3 separate regions of the Homo sapiens genome follow, and all the other regions are linked to region 1. The links are chromatin contacts, found by Hi-C or POLR2A ChIA-PET in ENCODE. All regions are on one chromosome and are shown on one strand. The core of a region is the stretch at or near the end of the contact, and the rest is flanking DNA. Distances in the headings are between cores, read along the strand shown.

Region 1 (4,871 bases), core at 1,601-4,100:
GGGCTGATTCTTCTTTCCAATGAATGAAAAAAATAAATTAGGCCAGGTGTGGTGGCTCACACCTGTAATCCCAGCAGTTTGGGAGGCTAAGAAGGGCAGACTGTTTGAGCCCAGGAGTTCAAAACCAGCCTGGGCAACAGGGTGGAACCCCACTCTACAAAAAATAGAAAAATTAGTTGAGCATGGTGGCAGGTACCTGTAGTCCCAGCTACTCGGGAGACTGAGGTGGGAGGATCACTTGAGCCCAGGAGGCCAAGGCTGCAGTGAGCCATGATTGTACCACTGTACTCTGGCCTAGGTGACAGAGTGAGACCTTGCCTCAAAGAAAAAAAAAAGTATATCTTCCAAATGATATTATGTAAGATGTCCTTAAGTATAGTATATAGGAATGTAGTTTAGAACTTCTCTCCCGGAGAGCTGGGGTTCAGGGTGGGCCTGCAGGCCTCCTAGCTTCTCTTTTAAGTATTTTAGGAGGTGAAGTAGACTGTTTTGGGGAAGAATCACTTTCTGAAAAAGGTACCCAGTGTCCTTTGGCTATTCCCTCATAACCCTGCCCAGTCTGAGCTGGTCCTCTCTTTGTCTAGACACCTGACAATTCCAGGGCTCAGAAATGAGAACATAAAAGACAGTTTAAGAAAGATAATATGTTAGAAGGACAAAGGAGGCTGTCCTACATAACGGAAATAAGTGAAGTTAAAAATCAAACTAGAAGCGCCCTATGGCAGATTAAAGATGGCCACAAATTCTTTAACACTCTTCCTTTTGAGAGATGGGGTCTATTTCCCCTCCTTTTGAATCTGAGCTTGCTTGTAACTGCTTTGATGCATGCAGTGTGGCCGAAATGACACTCTGCCCTCTGGGCGTTAACTCTAAGAGAACTGGCAGTCTCCACCTTGGTCTCTGGGAGCTTTGAGCCGCCACAGCTCTGACTGCCTTGCTCAAGAGATCATACGGAGAGGCCCTGAGACTATATGGAGAAGGGGCCAGCTGAGCCCCCTTTCCCACCATCCCCATCAAGGCAGCAGGCACAGAACCCTCCAGAGCAGCCTGGGCACCGGCTGAATACTTCTCCAGTAATGCCAGTGAAACCGTGTGGAGCAGAAGAATCCCCAGCTAAGCCCTGCCTGAATTCCTAATCCACAAAAGTATGTCATATAAATAAATAATTTATTAAAATGGTTATTATTTTAAATCACTGGGTTTGGGGTAACTTGCATGCAGTAATAGATAACCAGTACACAGCCTCTGAGTAGAGTACATAATTTTTAGAATAAAATCTCCAATTGTGGAAAGTGTGATAAATTCCAAATTTTTGTGGTCAGTTAAAAAGAAGATTACATTCTAGGTGTGTATGTTCCACAACATGTATACAGAGAAGAGAAAAGCTAAGGAGAAAAGACATGAATCTCTTGCCTGCTGGCAAAGCTTCCCCAAACAGATATTCTTCCAAAGGCTGCATAGAAGCTGGATCATTGTAAATCTCTCCAACAAATATCTACTGAGTAACTGCTACAAGTACATCACTGTGTTAACCACTAAGGTTTTAATAATGATAAAAATATAATTTCTGCCCTGGGAAATTTTTCTCTCTTGTGTACCATTAGCAAATTAATATGTAAATTTTAAAATTGGTTTAAATCAGAGGTTGACAAACTTTTTCTGTAAAGAGCCAGAGAGTGAATGTTTCAGCTTTGTAGGCCAACTCTGCCAGTGTAGTGCAAAAACAACATTTTAGACAATACATAAACAAATGAAAGCAATGGAATCCCAATAAAACTTTATTTGTGGATGCCAAAATTGGAATTTCACATGATTTTCATGTGTCTTGAAATATTATTCTTCTTTTAATTGTTTTCAACAATTTGAAAATATAAAATTGGTCTTTAATACACAGGCTGTACAAGAGGCAGTGGGCTGAATTTGATCCTCAGGTATAGTTTGCCAACCTCTTTTTAAAATTCTTATCAGATGGGCCTAAAGCAGGTAGAACTTGCAAAAAGTTAAAGAGCATTATCAGACGAATTTAATGTTCTGGATTGTCATGGATACAAATAACCTGCCTTCTATTTCCAGTATTCTCCATGCATAAGGAAGGGCATGAACTTATAGCCTGCAAGAGCAGCTTAGAGTTTTACCAGGGAGGAGCTCTGGGAAGCATCAAGACCCCAGAGGAGGGGAGGACTCAGCCCAAGGAAGGAGAGAAGGAACCATAGAGATGAGTGGGAGGGCACGTCTGCAAAGGCAGCCGGATGTTGTGCAAACATTCAGCAAGAAGCACTCAAAGAGCGAAAGTGGGACTTCATGGAGAAAGAACAGTGTGACAATATTTTTTAAAAATTTTCCCCCTTTGTAAATTCCTAGTGCCTTCGAGTAAAGCTGTTCATGGAGCATATTTAAGACATCTAGAGCCAAGTAAATTGGAAGCACAGAAATGAATACAGAAGAAAATTTAGGACATCCTTTTTATTGAAAGGAGTTCATCAGGTTGCCACCTACCCTTCCTTTAAATTTTGCTATTCCACTTTATGCTGAAATAAGCTCATTTTGGCAAAAGACTTGCTAAAGACTTGATGCTTTGTATATTAATGTTTTGTATTTGCTTTGTTTTTATATAAAGAGCCTTCAAAAACTATTGTAAAAATTAAAAATATATGCAATAGATCTCCACAGTAACAGTGCACAAACATGCACCCTGCCCCACACCATCCGCCAAGTACGATTATATGATTGCTTAAATGAGCTAACTCAGAAGAAAAAGGAAGTCTGAGACACACACATTTCTACGCTTTGTATTCAGAGATGATGTGTCTCCTGGTGTATATTCCCCCTGCATCCTTCTCATGCTTTCAACGTCATGAAGGTATAAAAGTGTACTCCCTATCACCAGGGTAGCAGCCGTGACCTACATTTTCTTCATGTTCTGATGCTGTTTGTGGCTTCCTCTTCCCTTCAGGCAGCGCATGATGTCTTTGTTCAAAGCACTCTTTCCAATAGCTGATGACTTAGTGTCAGGCAAGTCCACAGCTGTTTCAATCATTCTGTCCACACAGACACCAAACAACAGGAATTAGGTATGCATGGAAACCAACCTAAGATAAGAGTAGTCTGCTCTGGGGAAAAAATAGAAAGTCATTTCACGATATACAGGCAACATTTTGTGTGATTTATTTGACATCAACTGGATGACTAATCGCTGTGGATTTCTTTTCACTCAGATCACATGATTCTTCTCTAGGGTCTCAATCAACTATTTCCATTTTGCTTAACGTAAAAAAATCAGAAGCCTCCAACAGTCAACAGTACCATTTTTAAAGTAAATTTTGTACACCTCCCCCACTCCCCAATCATGCCCTTTTTAATTACTGCTTTCGCTCTCATTAAAAGAATATAAGTTTAAAATTTCGAATGTGGATGTCAAGTTTTGCTGTTATCTTTAGTGTTGTTTTCTATATGAATGAGCCTAGCTTTCACACTATGGACACAGCCTGTTTAGACAAGAGCAGTGCTTATGTAATCATAGCTTCCCAAACCACAGCAACAGCACAAATTTGGCAGCTAGAAGGAAGGAAGTGAGGGTGGGGAAGGGAAAAGGAAAGAAAGGGAGTTTCTGTTTCAATCAAAGATATATTTGGCTCATATTTCCACCTCTTTTAACTGAGATTCCAACTCTACAGGAGGTCCTCTCCACTCATCCCTCCATGCCTGACCTGAGGAGCAGCTTGGCTTTTCCCTCGCTAAGGGAAAAACCTTTAGTACCTTCCTTCTCTACAAACATTAGAAACAGCTTAATCAAGTTGTCCTCAGGCAACAAGGATACTTCAGGCTTTCCAGGTATGACACAGCCTCTTCCCCTCCTATCTGCTAGCCAGCTAACAGCTCTTCCACTACTAGTGCTCTGCCAGTGTGCGTGACTGCCAAAGGCATCTCACTGGCCAAGTGGAAGGAAGCTTTCCTTCCAAGTCAAACATCCAGTCTTCAATGAATAAGCCCTATGTGCTGAAACATGCCTCTTTTCCCCAGTCACCTTACTCTTTAGGAAACTGTGGTAGGCAAGTAAAGACTCCCCAAAATACTTATATTCATATCCTACTCCCTGGAACCTATGAATATGTTGGGTTACATGGAAAAAGGGAACCAAGATGGAATTGAGGTTTCTAATAAGCTGACTTTAGAATAGAGAGATCATCCTCCATTATCTGAGTGGGCACAACATAATCACAAGGGTTCTTAAAAGTGGAAGAGAAAGACAGAAGAGAAGATCAAAGTGATACCATGTGAACAGAACTCAACCAGCCATTGCTGGCTTTGAAGATGGAGAAAGGGGACCATGAGGAAAGGAATGTGGGCAGCCTCTAAAAGTTGGAAAAAGCAAAGAAGAGGATTCTCCCCTAGAGCTTCCAGAAATGTACACAGCCCTGCTGATGCTTTGAGTTTAGCCCAGTAAGACCTGTATCAGACTTCCTACCTGCAGAACTGTAAGACTATAAATTTGTGTTGCTTTAGCTACTAAGTTTGTGGTAATTGTTATAGTAGCAATTAAAAACTAATACAAAAACCATTGGTTCAAGGCAAGTCCATACTGCTTGGGAAGCCACCTTCCATTTATCAAAGACTCTCCATTGAGGCCCAGGTGCACAGCTCATTCCATCTGGGCATGTGGTTCCAAGTCTCTCCATTGTACCCTGGAGATTGACACCAGACCACATCTGCACTGCCATTGCTTACATTTTTCTTTCATGTTGGTCTTCCCTAGAAATTTAAAGAATTACAGATCAAGAAAAGCTGGATGCAGTGTTGCACACCTGCAGTCCCAGCTACTTGGGACTTGGGAGGCTGAGGTGGGAGGATTGTTTGAGCCCGAGAATTTGAGT
Region 2 (4,871 bases), core at 596-3,095, 170 kb before region 1:
GAGATCTGCATTAGCCAGCAGAATGTTAGGAGACACTATGTAAGTACAGCCCTCACATGCTTGAATGACTTGGCTTGACTTTTAGACTCTAGTGATCCGACATGAGTAGAACATGTCCCAGACAGCAACTTATTTCAGACTAGAAAGGAAAACAGAAGAAAACATAAGGGGACAGAACTATATCCAACCCACAGCCTGGAAAAAAACATCCAATCTTCAGCCTGAAGCAGAGCCACCTGGCTTAATTGACTTTAGATCAGCCAAACCCCAGTTGATGCACAGATCCTGGGGCATAAGAAAGAACACTGTTTCTGTAAGCCACTTGTTTTTAGAGTGGTTTTTTATGTAGCATTATTGTGGCAATACCTGATCAACAAAATGTGGATCTGACACAAAAATATATACTGGATCATTTACAGGACAATAGTTATCCATCTCTCCTTTTAGTACAACTGTTAAGAACATAGGTTTCCCAAATTCCTGAACAGAACCAAGGTGTTTTAACCCAGAAACAGACCAAGACCAAAACTGGGGAGAAAAGCCAAATCAAAAACTACTTTAGTGACAATGAAGTGCAAAAGAGATCAGAAGGCCAGAACTGATTTTATTGGCATAAAATAAAAACAAACACTAACTATTGATCTATTCAACAAATGGAAGAATCTCAATTTTTTTGTAAAGTAGAAGAAGCCAGCCACAATACACTACATATTTTATTATTTCATTTATAGAATATTCTGGAAAAAGCAAAACTCCAAGGACAGATAGAAGATTAATGGTTGCCAGGGTTTGGGGGATGGAAAGGGCTAACAACAAAGAGACCACACACAAAAAAAATTTGGGAGTGATGGAACTGTTCCATATCACAAGTATGGTGGTAGATACATGGCTCTATGCATTTGTCAAAAGCCATAGAACTGTATTCCACAAAGAAAATTTCATAGTATACAAATTAGCAATTAAAAATAACTCAACAAAGTCAACAGATTGAAAAGTATTAGGCTAGCGGACCTTTAAATCTTACTTCCAGACCTAAATATTGATGTGATACATACCTCATTTTCTTTTATATCTTTTGTAAGCTGGTATTTTTGCTATGAGTGAAAAGCATTATCTAAATCTATTTTGTATACTTTTTATATGGCCATAATGAAATGTCTTCCAAAACCCACTTGCAATGCACTGCAAGCTTTATTATACTTTTATCTTCATAAAGAGCAAGCCATTGGATATTTACCGGTCCATTGTTCTCTTAGGATAGTATTTGCAGTGGGCACTTGTAGAATGCAGTTAACCATACCATGAAGCTGGCATAGAATAAAAATTTGTGTATGCACAGTCTGTCTTAAGAGCCCCTGTGTCTTTCCTTTCCAGGAGGGATTGCATCTTTTAATTTAAGATAAAACTGTAGAAAAAAACTATTTCTTGCAAAAGATGTGAGCTTTCAGATGTGACATGAGAGTGAAGGCAAAGGTTTCCCTTACTCTTTGGATACTCCTCTACATGCCTTCAAGAGGCCCCAATAATTCATGCCTCCTGGTATTTGCACCCTGGTTTACCCCCTTCTTATTCTGTACGAGGGTCAGTCACTGTAACCAATAGCATTCAGGAGAAGTGATGATATGTCATTTCCAAAATCAGATTATAGAAATATTGCATCTTCCTATTTAGATGAGCACCTTCTTGCCCTTGGATCACCCACTCTGGGGGAAGCTGTGTCATGAGTAGTTCTATGATCAGGCCCATGTAGCCAGAAACAAAAACCTCCTGCCAAGAACTGCATGAGTCATCTTGGAAGTGACCCTCCCCAGTCATGACTTCAGATGACACTGCAACCCTGCTGGCAGTCTTTACTGAAACTTCTTGAGAAATCTTGAGCCAGTACCACGTAGCTGAACTGCTGCCAGATTCTTGACTCACAAAAACTGCAACATGGTAAGTTTTTTTTTTTTTTTCTGGTGGGGCAGGGGGTTGTTAGTTTATTAGGTAACAATAGATAACTAATACAATAATATACCCTCATATAAAAAACAAATAAAAGGTCCTGGGTTGTTGGCCTTGCCATGTTGTTTCTCTTCAGTTAGTTCTACTGAGGATCCATGCCACTTGGCTAGTTTAAGTTACAGTTTTGTTTGTTTGATGAATTTGAGCTCCTTGTTGTTATTGAAGATATGGATATTCTATTTTTTAAACTGCTGTTGGTTCTGCTTTGATGGAAGATTTTGATTCCATTTGCTCATCTCCTTTTATTTTTTTTCTACATTCTTGCCACACTTTACACATTTACTTTACCATCTGTGGCAGATTATAGATGGCCACAAATTCTTTGAAACTTCTCCCATCTAGCTGTGGTATCTATTCACCCTCCTCTTGAATCTGGGTCTGATTATGACTGCTTTGATCAACAGAATGTGGAACTGACACTATGCCAGTTCTAGGCAGGCCCACATATTCTCTTGAGCCCTAAGCAGTCATACAAGAGGCCCAATTACCCTTCTAGAGAGACTATATAGAGAGGAATTGAAACTATATGGAAAAGGGGAGATCCAGTTGAACCCAGCCTTCCAGTAATCCCTACCAAAATGTTGGATATCATTGAGTCTCACATTGACCTTCCTGACCAGCTTGGCCTTAGATGAATACCAAGTAACTCCTATTAATGCCATGTGGAACAAAGGAATTGCCAACTAAACACTTCCCAAATTCATAACCTAGAATTTGTGAGATGTAATATATGGGTTTTGCTTAAGTCATCAGGTTTTATAGTATACAGATATATGTATTATTATTATGTATAATTATGTATTTCACAAAAATATATAATCAGAATATTATCTATCAATTTATATATCTTTTAGTGTATATTATTGTTTTTGCATAAATTCTAATGACTTCTAAGTTTTAGTATTTTCATTTTTTTTTTTTTTTTTTAGACAGAGTCTCGCTCTGTCGCCCAGGATGGAATGCAGTGGTGTGATCTCGGCTTACTGCAAGCTCCGCCTCCTGGGTTCACACCATTCTCCTGCCTCAGCCTCCCTAGTAGCTGGGACTACAGGTGCCTGCCATTAGTTACTTTAATGTTTATCCCTTATCTTCATGCTCTCAATATTTTTTCATTGATTTCAACATCAGTTTTTATTTAAAATCACTTTTTTTCTATTAGAAAATTTATTCTCCCCTTTACTCTAAGTATTATTTATTTTTAGCCTTTAAAAATGTTAATATCACCTACTGGTTAAAATTAGAGAACAGAGTGATACTTGAAGGAAAAAGAAAATGTTGCTATTTTTTATCTATATACTTTTATACGGTTTAAACATTTACTATAGCATTGCATTTGTGAAGTGTTTTATACTTGAAAGGAAGAAAACAAAAGACAAAAAAAACTTCTATTTATTCTTAACTTTTTAATGTTTTAATTTCTAAATTTACATTTAGGTTTATTATCAAGTTGTGATTCTACCCTTCTTGGCAACTTATAACATTTAAATTCTGCTTTTTATCAGAATATATTTCAACTCAATCCAATAAAAACTATAATTTTGTATATTCTCAATCAATAGGGGAGATTTTGTGTTAAACAGTTAAAATAAAATTCAGTAGATAAGAAAAAATGTCAAAATATATCCAACATATATTTTATCACAATTAAAGTTGGGTCATCCAGAACATCTAAATGTTTTAATTTCTACAGCACTGAGCACTAGAGAGCCTAGACATTTTGACCCAAAATTTCTGCTGCAGAAAAAAAAAAAAAAGAAAGAAACTGAAGACTTCCTGAAATTCTAGTACCTCAATCCAATTGGAAAAAAAATTTGCCTAATCCAATCAAGCAAGTCCTCAGTGAGTAGCAACATAAACAAACACATAAATTTAAGTCAATATTTAAGTCAATATTTTTATTAAAATGCATACTGCTAAAGCCAAGACAAAAGATATTACAGGAAACATCTTTTTCCATAAAATATGAGTTTTGGTATCTTTTTGGACTAATACTTGGAGGGCATACAAGAAAGATGCCAAGACTTTAGCTCAGAGCCTGGAAAGGACAAGAGAGGCAGGTGTGATTTGGTCCTTGAGAAAGGATTGGTTACGGCTGCAACCAAGGGTCATCTGGTATGCTGAGTTGAGGAAAAACAGTGAATTCAGTATGGCTGCTGGCTTAAAAACGGCAAAGTACAGCCCAACCTTCTCTAACCCTAGAGACAAGGATTAGGAATATTTACCTTAATGTATATCATACAGAGCTTCTTGAAATATGAATGCTTCCTGAGAAGTGATCTTTATCATATTTCTATGGAGAAAAAACGTGGACAGAGTTTGAGTGGCTCCTCTAAAGGAAGTGGAAATGAGTCAGCACCCCTGAGATGTTGAGACTAATTACTTTACCTGACTTTCCGCTATAGGATGAAACCAACTAGACTAGTGTTTGACTATTGACCTCCTCTGAAGAACACATGTCGATTCCCTGGGGTAATTAGACTCTATTTCCCCAAAACTTTTTGGCTGAGGTAGAGACCCAGAAATGGTAAATGGCAGGTTTGGAGGGTTGTAATCAATTTCCTGTTTCTCTGTCCACTGCTTTCTGTTGACTCTACATAATACTTCCTTGTTGACTTCAACAGCATCCATCAGCACAGTAGTCTGTGGTTAAGAGTGAACAAAATTTCCTTTAGTTGTCTGTCTCCTCATTTGGAGCAAACAGGAGAACATTATTATGGTCAAGATTAAGTCACCCACATAGAAAAACCTCTATTCGGAAAATTGTAAAATGCCAACACCAGTCTTAGCTTTCCCACTAGCCTGAGACAAGTTACTTGACTTCCGTGGACATCAACTTTCCATTGTCATTCTGAGGAGACTGAAGTAAA
Region 3 (4,871 bases), core at 1,438-3,937, 140 kb after region 1:
TAAAATACAAAAAAAAAAAAACCTAAATATTTTTATTGTTTAAAAATATTAATCACTACCCACTAAGTGCCAGGCACTGTTCTAGGTACTAGAGATACATAGCTAAAGGCCACAGCCAAAAAAATGAGTCATTGGGATTACAAATATGGAGCAATGGCTAAAAGTTAGTGCTTGAGAGTAGCTGAAATGGCTGTTGGAGAAGAGAGGAAAAGAAGTGCCATATTCCAGCAGTAGGGTTCAACCAACTAACTTTTTTTCTTTTTTTTTTTTTTATCCAACATTTATTTTAAGTTCAGGTTTGTTAACATAGGTAAACATAGGCCATGGTAGTTTGCTGCACAGATCAATCCACCACCTAGGTATTAAGCCCAGCATCCCTTAGCTATTCTTCCTGATGGTCTCCCCCCACCCCGCTCCCACCCCTGACGGGCCCCAGTGTGTGTTGCTCCCCTACATGTGCCTATGTGCTCTCATTGTTCAGCTCCTACTTATAAGGGAGAACATGACATGTTTGGTTTTCTGCTTCTGCGTTAGTTTGCTGAGGATAACAGCTCCCAGCTCTATCCATTTCCTGGCAAAGGACATAATATCATTCCTTTTTATGGCTGCATTGTATTCCATGGTGTATATGTACCACATTTTCTTTACCCAGTCTGCTATTCATGGGCATTTGGGTTGATTCCATGTCTTTGCTATTGTGAATAGTGCTGCAGTGAACATATATGTGCATGTTTCTTTATAACAGAATGATTTATGTTCCTTTGGGTATATACCAAGTAATGGAATTGCTGGGTCAAATGGTTTTCTGCCTTTAGATCTTTGAGGAATTGCCACACTGTCTTCCACAATGCTTGAACAAATTTACACTCCCACCAGCAGTGTAAAAGAGTTACTCTTTCTCTGCAACCTCACCAGCATCTGCTGTTTCTGGACTTTTTTTTTTTTCTGACTGGCATGAGATGATACCTCATTGTGGTTTTGATTTGCTTTTCTCTAATAATCAGTGATGTTGAGGTTTTTTCATGTGTTTGTTGGCCACATGAATGTCTCCTTTTGAGAACTGTCTGTTCATATCATTTGCCCACTTTTTAATGGGGTTGCTTGTTTTTTTCTTGTAAATTTGTTTAAGTTCCTTATAGACTCTGGATATTAGACCTTTGTCAATGGGATAGATTGCAAAAATTTTTTCCCATTCTGTAAGTTGTCTAGTCATTCTGATGATAGTTTCTTTTGCTCTACAGAACTTTAGTTTAATTAGATCCCATTTATCAATTTTGCTTTTATTGCAATTGCTTTTGGTGTTTTTCATCATGAAATATTTACCCGTGCTTATGTCCTGAATGGTACTTCCTAGATTTTCTTCTAGGGTTTTTATAGTCTTGGGTCTTACATTTAAGTTTTTAATCCATCTTGAGTTAATTTTTGTATAAGGAAGTGATCCAGTTTCAATTTTCTGCATCTGAGCCAACTAACTTTTAAAAGACAGAGTGATGGCTTGAAGATGTGATAAAAATTATTAAAACTCAATAAAAATTTTGAAAGTAAAACAAAGATCCAAATCACATAAGAGAGGCCCAAGAATAAAACTAAGGGAGAGAAAGTATTGACAAACCCAAACACACGCACACTCACCCACCCCCCCACCCACACACACGAAATGATTGTGCACTGTGATGGTTACTGTTGAACATCAATTTGATTGAATTGAAAGGATGCAAAGTATTGTTCCTGGGTGTGCCTGTGAAAGTGTGGCCAAAGGAGATTAACTTTTGTGTCAGTGGACTGGGAGAGGCAGACCCACCCTCAATCTGGGTGGGTACCATCTAATCAGCTGCCAGTTCTGCTAGAATAAAGGAGGCAGAAGAAGTTGGAAAGAGCAGACTTGCTGAGTCTTCCGGCCCTCATCTTTCTCCCATGCTGAATGCTTCCTGTCCTTGGATATCAGCCTCCAGGTTCTTCAGCTTTTGGACTCTTGGACTTACACCAGTGATTTGACAGGGGCTCTCAGACCTTGGGCCACAGACTGAAAGCTGCACTGTCAGCTTCCCTTCTTTTGAGGTTCTGGGACTCGGACTGGTTTCCCCACTCCTCACCTTGCAGACGGCCTATTGTGGGACTTTACCTTAGGTGAGTCAATTCTCCTAATAAACTCCCTTTCATGTATACATATATCCTATTGTTCTGTCCCTTTAGAGAACCCTGACTAATACGGGCACAAAGAAACACAGACAAGAAACTTCTAGTAATGAATGGGGAACTTCTGAGAAGTAAATCTGATGACACTGAGTGTGTCAGTCTTATCTGACTATGTTTATAGAAAGGAAAAGAATCACAAACTTGGGATTGTTTCCTCTCATATTCCAATCAATAGTAACTTCCTTTTCACAATGAGACTTTAAACAATTAGGGAAACATTTCAGTTTCCAGCTAATGGATTTAAGAGTGATTGCTATTTCAGGAAAAGCACTTCATCCAATTGTAGGCATGCCAAAGGTGGAAGAAAGGGGAACTGAAGAAGCGTAAACTGTACTAAAGGCCTCCACAGCTGGCTTTGAATCCACTGAGAAACTAATATTCTTTCCCTAATAATCTCTTAAAGACTTTAGGTTGCTTTCATTCAGGATGAAAATGTGCTGGCCTAAGAACAACTGTTGACTCAACACTTGAGCATCAAGGAGCTAGACGTTCTATTTACTGTGCCAATGCCAGGCATTCCTGCGTAATGTGCAAGCAGTGCTTGAGAAAATATACATAGAGTGGGGGTTCAAATACCGAGATACCAGTGTTCTAGTTAATAGCATGTTCAAACCTACCACATTTTTTCCTCCTGGTAATTATTCCAGCGCCTCTGGATATTCTCTTGCTGTTCACCAGAGAGCAAAGTAGGGCAGAGAAAGGACAAACACCCTAGGTCATCAACACTTTGGCCACAGATATCTTGAACACTGTAGGTAATCTGTTATTTTAGAGCCTACTTTTCCAGAATTCACCCTCATATGTGACCTGCACCAGTGCTATGTTGTTTTAAATGTATTGAAATATGTTCTTGCTTTATGGAGGCATCAACAACATCAACTCACTTGCAAATACCAATGTGTCAAAATTTGATACAGATACTGATATTAATATGATATAGAAGGATGATAATTAAGCTTGGATAATTTTATAAAGATAATTGGCATCAAACTAATAAGGCACATTTATGCATTATATATTTGCTAAATTAATGTCTTATTTAGTTATTTATAATATTTAAGTGTCTTCTCTGTTGATTTCGTGTTATTAGCTTATGTCATTTTCTGTGTGACTAAATTGTCCTATTAATTATAGTGTAAGAGCTCTGTAGTGTGAAATTTAAAAAGCAAATTATAATATATAATTCTTGTTATGATATTGTATCAATTAGGAATAGTTTTTTGCAAGTAACAGAAAACTTGACTGATAGGCTTAAGTCACATGGACATTACCTAACAAAGAGACCAGAGAAAAGCCAGCCCCGGATTGAGTCAACGGTTCAATTATGTCATCAAAACACAAGGTCCTTCAAATTTTCTACTCAATCAGCTTTGGTATGTATTCAGTGTTTTCCCTCAAGGTTAAAGATAGCTAACAATGGCCAGGTGTGGTGGCTCACACCTGTAATTCCAGCACTTTGGGAGGCCAAGGTGGGCCGATCACCTGAGGTCAGGAGTTCGAGACCAGCCTGGCCAACATGGTGAAACCCTGTCTCTACAAAAAAATACAAAAAAAATTAGCCAGGCATGGTGGCACATGCCTGTAATTTCAGCTACTTGGGAGGCTGAGACAGGAGAATCACTCGAATCCAGGAGGCGGAGGTTGCAGTGAGCCAAGATCACGCCGCTGCACTCCAGCCTGGGCCACAAGAGTGAGACTCTATCTCAAAAAACAAAAAAGATGGCTAACAACAATGCTCCAAAGAACCTGTCTTCACACAACAGTAGGACTTCCCCAGCATATTCCTCACATTTTCTTTTCCAGAACAGGATCACATAGCCATCCCAGGTAAGTCACTGTCAAGGAGCAACAAGATTGTCGTAATTGCTTTACACCAAAAGTGACTTATATCCAGGGGCTGAGTGCATTGGAATGGAACATAAGCAACCAACAGAGTCTACCACAGGTACGTGTGGCCCCTTCCAAATCCAAGCATGTAATAGCGATCCTAGTATACAACTAAATGGTGGTAACTAAATACCTCTCCCCATTTTGTATTCCTCTCTTAGTCTCTTCCTGTCTTTCTCTGTTTCTGTAACACACACATACACACAAACACACACACACACACCCCAGGACTAATGAGCCATGAGGCCAGAAAGCCAGATAATGCCAAAAGACGTGAGTTCCAAAGCAATCCTAAGACTATTGCCTCCCTGCAGTTAAAGTGCCTTGTCCACAAATGTATGTGCGGCTATAAGCTTTCATTTTCATACTTTCAGTCTTGCAAACTACAATTGAAGCTGATGAAAAAATATGATTACAGGCTTTGGCACTTGAGTGCCCCCATGGATTTATCTGCATACTAACAGGTCCTTTCCTGCATAGAGAGGCACCACCTTTAATGTCAATAGAAAGAAACAAATGCCACTATTCATTGTCCTCAGCTAGGATTTGACAAAGATGAGTGGGAAAGCAAGAGGACAAAGACAGGAAAACAACTTTATTCTCTGTTGAGAAATGCAAAACTGTGAAGGAGCAGGTCTAAAGGTTCCACAGAGAACCCCAAATATCATTTTCTTCTATTAATTGCCTATCAGCCCTATCCAGCTCTCACTTTTACCAAACGCTGGCTAAACAGTTTCTGCAATCTACTTCACATCCCACAAAGATTGTGTTGGGAAAAGTATAAGACC

The links. Hi-C counts contacts between places; a loop is a spot of excess contacts on that map. ChIA-PET counts read pairs that join two places held with the same protein, here RNA polymerase II (POLR2A). Pooled maps may share reads with other maps.
Region 2: a pooled map shows a loop between it and region 1 (3-fold over the local background). The contact joins the promoter of LINC00604 here to the enhancer-like site in region 1. A Hi-C loop is called at or near these places in 4 of 50 pooled maps. POLR2A ChIA-PET finds 5 or more read pairs at or near these places in 3 of 52 experiments (AG04450, WTC11 and activated naive CD4-positive, alpha-beta T cell).
Region 3: a loop to region 1 is called in a pooled map, with 2.6 times the contacts of the local background. The contact joins two enhancer-like sites. A Hi-C loop is called at or near these places in 2 of 50 pooled maps. POLR2A ChIA-PET finds 5 or more read pairs at or near these places in 3 of 52 experiments (MCF 10A, PC-9 and activated B cell).

The regions. Positions count from the first base shown.
Region 1 is chr5:40,407,566-40,412,436 of GRCh38, forward strand. No RefSeq gene overlaps it. Among named protein-coding and RNA genes, the nearest start is that of LINC00604, 170 kb to the left of the region's middle. Within about 2 kb of position 2,851, at least 13 of the 41 ENCODE cell types and tissues checked have a DNase peak (open chromatin) inside an H3K27ac peak, as active enhancers do.
Region 2 is chr5:40,238,502-40,243,372 of GRCh38, forward strand. LINC00604 (long intergenic non-protein coding RNA 604) reads left to right here and starts at 1,846. Exons shown (of 4, transcript NR_170327.1): 1 at 1,846-1,935; 2 at 2,934-3,055.
Region 3 is chr5:40,549,689-40,554,559 of GRCh38, forward strand. No RefSeq gene overlaps it. Among named protein-coding and RNA genes, the nearest start is that of PTGER4, 130 kb to the right of the region's middle. Within about 2 kb of position 2,688, at least 4 of the 41 ENCODE cell types and tissues checked have a DNase peak (open chromatin) inside an H3K27ac peak, as active enhancers do.